Regions from separate parts of the Homo sapiens genome. Here region 1 is linked to region 2. The links are chromatin contacts, found by Hi-C in ENCODE. All regions are on one chromosome and are shown on one strand. The core of a region is the stretch at or near the end of the contact, and the rest is flanking DNA. Distances in the headings are between cores, read along the strand shown.

The links. Hi-C counts contacts between places; a loop is a spot of excess contacts on that map. Pooled maps may share reads with other maps.
Region 1: a loop to region 2 is called in a pooled map, with 2.4 times the contacts of the local background. The contact joins the promoter of ROPN1L here to the promoter of NSUN2 in region 2. A Hi-C loop is called at or near these places in 4 of 50 pooled maps.

What each region holds. Positions count from the first base shown.
Region 1 is chr5:10,439,877-10,443,331 of GRCh38, reverse strand. ROPN1L (rhophilin associated tail protein 1 like) reads right to left here and starts at 1,453. Exons shown (of 5, transcript NM_031916.5): 1 at 1,034-1,453. The coding sequence starts at 1,164. ROPN1L-AS1 (ROPN1L antisense RNA 1) reads left to right here and starts at 1,481. Exons shown (of 2, transcript NR_102746.1): 1 at 1,481-1,644; 2 at 1,959-2,597. MARCHF6 (membrane associated ring-CH-type finger 6) reads right to left here. Exons shown (of 26, transcript NM_005885.4): 26 at 2,944-3,455. RefSeq lists a silencer at 1,340-1,599.
Region 2 is chr5:6,631,733-6,635,130 of GRCh38, reverse strand. NSUN2 (NOP2/Sun RNA methyltransferase 2) reads left to right here and starts at 2,087. Exons shown (of 19, transcript NM_017755.6): 1 at 2,087-2,247; 2 at 2,375-2,532; 3 at 3,154-3,258. The coding sequence starts at 2,152. It overlaps SRD5A1 (steroid 5 alpha-reductase 1), which reads right to left and starts at 1,691. Exons shown (of 5, transcript NM_001047.4): 1 at 1,262-1,691. The coding sequence starts at 1,554. RefSeq lists enhancers at 968-1,479, 1,480-1,991 and a silencer at 1,455-1,844.

The DNA of each region.
Region 1 (3,455 bases), core at 204-2,703, 3.8 Mb before region 2:
GTCTGTGTTTTAAGCTGTCAAGTTTTGTGGTGATTTGTTACAGCAGCCAAACGAAACTAATTCACTTTGGTTATAGAGTTTAAAGCCAGCAAAATTTGGCTGTTTTTTTTCTTTTTAAATTAGTTTTCTTATTAAAAAAAATACAGATGGGGTCTTGCTGTGTTACCCAGGCTGGTCTCAAACTCTTGGGCTCAAGTGATCCTCCCAGCTTGGCCTCCCAAAGTGCTGGGATTACAGGCATGAACCACCAAGCCCAGCCAAAATTTGAAATGTTGATGACTAAAATATTTAAATTAAATTTACACCTGTGCTGACTCTTGTCATCATAAAAGTGAGTTTTTGTTTTACATCTGTTTATTGAAAAGGGGCAAAGAGCTCTCCTGTAAAACCAAGAGGATTTCTTTTAATGCCTCTAAGATCTGTTGACTTGTAACTTTGAGATTATGAATGTCTGTTCCTGGCAAGTGTTGGAATGTTTGTGGCAAAAAATAAACTGTGAAGCTTCATTTGCTGGACAGTTTACCCTGAGCACTCTAGGGATGATGACCTCAGTATGACCACGGTCGTTCCGGTTCTAATAAATTTAACCAGCTCTGGGTATACATAGCTCTGAGAGGACTCTCTGCAGATGAGGAACTTAGCTAAAATATTCCTCTTTGTAAAGTCATTTCACAAAGTGACTGCAACCGTGTAATTTTTTTAACATAATGTAAACACTTTTTTGCCCAATGCAATTACTTTGTTAAGTTTTAGTCTATCTTCATCATAAACACTTTTAAACAATTGAGTTGCCATTACGTTGTAGGTAAGTGAGCATTTTGCAATGATTTCGGGTCTCATAGTCGATAAATCGAAATGGTTCCTAGATAAAACACTCAAGTATAGATGTCACCAATGCTAAGGGGAAAGTTTTGCCTGATACTCTTAAGGACGCTGAGTGCCGCGTAAGGCCCCTGGTCCGGGAGGAGGGCTCTCTGGGCTCGTCTGGCTTGGGCATGTAGACCGGACAGCTCCCCGGGCCAAGGGCGCTTACCCCGCGGACCACCGCAGCACGTCGGCCGGCTGGGTGCGGATGGCAGCCTTGGTGAATTGCTTCAGGATGTCCGGCAGCTCCGGGGGAATGTGGATCTGCTGAGCGCAGAACATGGTGTCGGGAAGCGGCATCGCTCTCCGCAGAAGGGACCAGGCTGGTGAATCGCGGCGCGCTGCGAGGAAGAAGGGCGGCTGTCGGCTACGACGCGGTGGACCCGCTAGCAGCGCGGGGCTTGCGGCCAGGGCCGCCTCCCATCCCGTTCCCGAGGTTGGGGCCGGATTCGCGGGGCTCTTACCCGCTCCTCCGCGGGCTTCGGGAGAAATTCGGACCAACTGCCACTCCGACAACACCCTAGACCCTGCAGTTCCCTAGCGCCAGCCGCCACTACGGACGCGCTCGGTATCCAGGCACCCGGGACGCGAGCAGGCCCCGCCCCTGGAGCCGCGCACGCGCACGCGGCCCTGAGCGAGGCGGGGCTGCTCCCGGGCTGGACAAGGAGGTGCTGGCGTAGTCCGACTAGCAGCAGCCGCTGCTCCCCGGTGGTTCAGAGCCGCGCGAGCTGAGCGTTTCGCCTACAAAAGCATCTTCGGATCGGTTTCCCACCGCCGAATGTGAGCGGCGAACTCACGAAGGACTCCCTCTTCCCCTTGCTCTGGCTGCGTGAGGCTGAGGCTAGGGGACTCGGGCCTGCTAGGAGGGAAGCGGGTTAAGTGAAGGGGCTGATCGCCTGGGCGGCACGGGCCCCGCTGCGGGACCCGCCTGCGCCTGGGGCCGCTCCTCCAAACTTCTCGGGCTTCGAACTTCGCACATGCTGTTCCCTGGCCTAAGCCATCCCGTAGTGAACCTGAGTTCTTAATTTAAAAAGCCGCTTAGACAGTGGGCAGTTTCCAGCTAAAACACTATTGTATTTGTTTTCTTACGATAGGTTGCTTGAGCCAATGTGACTGGCTCTAGGAGGAAATAAATCACATCTGTCAAAAGAGCCTCGAGTCGAAGGATAGGAGAAACCTCGAATTTGGTGGGTGCTGACCAAGGCACCATGCAAGGGGTTAACTTTGCTTTAGGGGGTGACCTGGCTGGCTGCTGCAGTTGCCGTTAACAGCCACCGAATGGATGAGACTCCAGATCCACCTCCTCCTGCGTTCCTCAAAACAGGAAGATGGAGAACTACGGAGAGCTACTTCCCAGAGGGGCCGATGGCAAGCACTCCCTTCAAGGAAACTGGGGAAGTTGCCCGATTTTGATCGTTTCCATCCAAACACCCACCAGACAATATATACATACACATTTCTAAATTAACAGCATTGGCAAAAACTGAAAATACTTGTATTTAAAGTTGATGACAGTATGAAAACAAGAAATCCGTCCGGGCGCGGTGGGTCACGCCTGTAACCCCAGCACTGATCACAAGGTCAGGAGTTCGAGACTAGCCTGGCTAACATGGTGAAACCCCCTTCTCTACAAAAATTGGCTGGGCGTAGTGGCGCGTGCCTGTATTCCCAGCTACTTGGGAGGCTGAGGCAGGAGAATAGCTTGAGCCCGGGAGGTGGAGGTTGCCGTGAGCAGAAATGGCACCACTGCACTCCAGCCTGGGCGACAGAGTAAGACTCTGTCCCCGCCCCCCTCCACCCAAAAAAAGAAAAAAAAAAAAAGGAATCTTCTATGTTGTTGAGAGGGATGTTAATTAGTACCTTTATGGGGCAGTAATGTAACACTAAAATTTTTCGATGATCGTGCAATATTACTTCTGGGAACTTACCCTACAGAAATACTATAAAAAGTAATATGGACAAAAATCTTCACCATATAAATTGGGTAAATGTCTTTTGGAAAACAAATCATGGCCTGGCCACACAATGGTATGAAAAGATGCCCGTGTAAAGTGAAAAAAAGCATCTTGTCAAACAATCTGCATAGTATGACACCTTTATTGTGATAAATGATTCTGTGAAGGTATGTCTGGAAGCACACAACTAAACTATTAACAGCAGTTACCTCTGGGAAATAGGACAGGGATTTCAGGTTTTATTTTGGCCATAGACACATTATTTTGATTCTAAATTCATCATTTATTTACTAACTTAGCATTACTATTGAGTACCAAATATTTGCCAGGGAATTGTTCTGGGAATACAGTAATAATTCAGTTTAAAAAAATAAAATCTTTGGAGCTTACATTCAAGTGGGAAACAACATGCAAATATAAACAACAAAGGTAAACCATATAGTATGTTTAAAAGTACAAAAGAGAGCCGGGAGTACAAAATACAGCAGGGAGATGAGACAGGAATGCCCCAGTAGCTGCAGCTTTAGATAAGCCTCAGTGAGAATGACACTTCAGGAAAGAAATGAAGAGGCTAAAGAGCCTGAAGAACATTTGGGTATTGCAAATAGTAAGTGCAAAGGCACGAAGGCCTGACCT
Region 2 (3,398 bases), core at 838-3,337:
GTTCCAAGTAGTGGAGCTGTGTACTTTCTCTTCGCTGGAATGCATGACACCAGGAGAAAGAAGAGAGGCTTATAAACACACACTGAGTTCTTCCTGTCTCTCTGGGAAGTGAGTGTTTTAAGGTGGGACCCCAAATCAGAAAGGTTGGGTAAACTGCCCATAGTCACACAGCCAGTGAGTTCAACTTCCTTGGGTGTAGAGACATCCTTTTTAACTGTGAAGCTTTCCAGAGCCTGAATGAAAACGTTTAAAATTTAATTTTGAACTTTCGACCTGTCGTTTGCTTTGGCTGTGTAAAAGCCAAAAGATACGACCTGGAGAGAACCCCAACTTATTAGAAGGCTTGAAGATTTCAGACACAGCCAGTTTTCAAATATTCAAAAAAACAAAAACCTTGAAAGATTTAGAAGTCATCTTTAAGACTTCGTTTGTTTAAGGTTTAAGGTTGCTGGCTTTCCACCCCCACAATCCTGGGGTCCCTTGCATAAGGTGGACATGAAAGTCTCTGAAAGTGATCAAGCCTATAAGGAGAAACTGCTAGGCAGTTTTAGGACAGCAGGTTTCCAGTTGCAGCTGATCACTTGGCTGGGAGAAAACAGCTCCACCATCACCAAAGATACCAAAAGGGGAACCGGCAGAAAGGAGTAGAAACCAGTGGCCCTCAAGACCGACCATCAGCATTAGACTCTAGGCCAACCCCCTCCCCCCCGCCCCCACAGTCGTGATCTAAGGGAACAAAATCTAGTCTTCATTTTTATTTTACATTTTTACTTTTTAACTCTTTATTTTTATATATTTAATTTTGAGACAGAGTCTCGCTCTGTCACCCAGGCTGGAGGGCAGTGGCGAGATCTCGGCTCACTGTAACCTCCGCCTCTCGGGTTCAAGCGATTCTTCCATCTCAGACTCCCGAGTAACTGGGATCACAGACAGGCGCCACCGCGCCCGGCTAAGGAAACCAAACCTAGGACCACTGAGTGGCTCTTTCCAGATCAGTTTCATCATGTTTTTTTCCATCACTCCCTTCCAGTCCTTTGTTTCCCGCCCTTTCCAGACGAATCCCTTCTGGTTTCCAAACTCCCGGGGCCGGGGGACTCGGGGAAGGGCACCCGTGCAGATGGGGGACGCCCCGGGGGATCTGGCAGGGAGAGGGCATCTGGGTGGGGGAGGCTTCGGGGAGAGGGCACCGGGCAGTGAGGGGAGGGTCGGAGAGGACGCCGGGCCGGGAGTAGGGTAGGGGGCCGGGGGCCGGGGACGTTACCGATGCCCGTAGTGGACGAGGAACATGGCCAGGAGGATGCAGTTGGGCGCGCTGCGGAGACGCGGGGCGGACTCGCTGGCGTACTGGTAGAGCGGCAGGGCCAGCGAGGGCAGCTCCTGCACCACCCAGGCGGCCCGCGCCGGCACTCGGAGCCTGTGGCTGGGCAGCGCGTGGCGGCCGTACACTGAGTTCGTCTGACGATTGCGCGCGAAGACCGCGCAGCCCACGGCGCACTGCAGGTAGGCGAGCGCGGCCAGCAGGCGCTCCTCCGCCACCCCCGTCGCCGTTGCCATCGCCAGGGCTGGGCAGCGTGCTCCATGCCCCAGAGGCCGCGGCGGGCAACATATAGGGCGGCGGCGCGGGGGCAGGAGGGGCGGCTACCGGAGGGGCGGCTACCGGAGTCCCGCACTGCCGGGACTCTGCAGAAAGGGTTCTCAAGTCAGGCTTCTCCGGGGTAGCCGGGGCTGTGGGTGCGGCCCCGGGGGCGGGGCGAGCACTTGCGCGGGGAGGGACCTGCAAGCGCCCCACCCACGCCGGGGCCGCAGTAACCCCGCGCCGCTCTGCGCACGCGCGGCTTCAGGCTGTCCGCGGAGCTCCTTGAGCCCGCGTGGGAAACCTGGGCGCTTCGCGCGGAGACGCCTTTGTGGCTGCTTCCTGGAGCATTTTTTTCCCCTTAGAGCTGTTCGCTGTTTTCCCTGTCACGCCGCTTTTCTGAAAGACGGGTTGTGCGCTTTGGGCTTATTCCTGGACGGTCCCCAAAGGTCCCCGAAAGGACCAGGCCCGGACACGTGGGGCCTTGGTTTCCGGCCGGAAGTCCCGGGAGGTGTAGGGCTAGAGTTCTGGCCGTGGCGGGCCGGTTTCTGCGTGCTGCGTGCGCGGCCGCGTGGGCTATGGGGCGGCGGTCGCGGGGTCGGCGGCTCCAGCAACAGCAGCGGCCGGAGGACGCGGAGGATGGCGCCGAGGGTGGTGGAAAGCGCGGCGAGGCGGTAGGAGCCGGGACCCGGCGGGCGGGCCAGGGGCTCCTCCTGGGCTTCCCGGACCCCGAGGCCTGCGAGGCGGCGGCGAGGGGGCGGCTCCTTGGGCCTCGGGGTAGACGTCTCTTTCCTTCCTCAGGGCTGGGAAGGAGGCTACCCCGAGATCGTCAAGGAGAACAAGCTGTTCGAGCACTACTACCAGGAGCTCAAGATCGTGCCCGAGGGCGAGTGGGGCCAGTTCATGGACGCTCTCAGGGAGCCGCTCCCGGCCACTTTAAGAATTACTGGTTACAAAAGGTAGGGAGGCAGTGCCTGATTTTTTGGGAGTTGGGGCCAGGATGCTGGAGGTTAAAGGCGACGGTGTTTTCTTCGACAAGTGTTACAGTGCCAGAGAACCGTGGCGTTTCAGCGGTTTGGATTCAGGAAGCATTGAGGTGGGGAGCACAGGGTCCAATGAAATGGTCACGGAGGTATTGCAGGCGCAAGGTTAGAAGACGAAATGAAAATGAGATCTGAGGAAGATTCGGCTCCTGGGGAATCTTCCAGGAGGGAAGCTGAGGGTCTTACCTTTTGGAACGTAAGAGAATTTATAGAGAATGCATAAAACCCCTTGGTTCTCCCCTCCTCCGCGCCCCCCCTCCATCTTTGTAGTTACATCTTTCTAAATGAGTCGCAAGTAAAACTTAACGGTAGGATATGCTTAGGAGAGAAGGAATGCAGTGTTGCTCTTAGGGCTCAAACAGTGTGGATTGCTTAAATTTTGAAGGCATACAGTGTAAAAGTAGTGACTAAAGAATGTTTACTCTCCATGCAAAAGTTGGTTTTAGTTTTAAAACACTTGCAGTCTTAAATTTAAGAAGATACAATGTATTAACTTAGTTTTTTAGATCAGTTTGAAACTTCCTTATTTTTCAATAGCCACGCAAAAGAGATTCTCCATTGCTTAAAGAACAAATATTTTAAGGAATTGGAGGACCTGGAGGTGGACGGTCAGAAAGTTGAAGTTCCACAGCCACTGAGTTGGTAGGTACCACAGTGCTTCATGCCGAATATTTATTTGGGATATTAATCTCTATCACTTGAATTATATTTCTTGGTACTGCATTTGCTGTTAAAGAGCTTGGGTATACTTTGCAAACATCCTAATGTTCTAGTACCTGGTG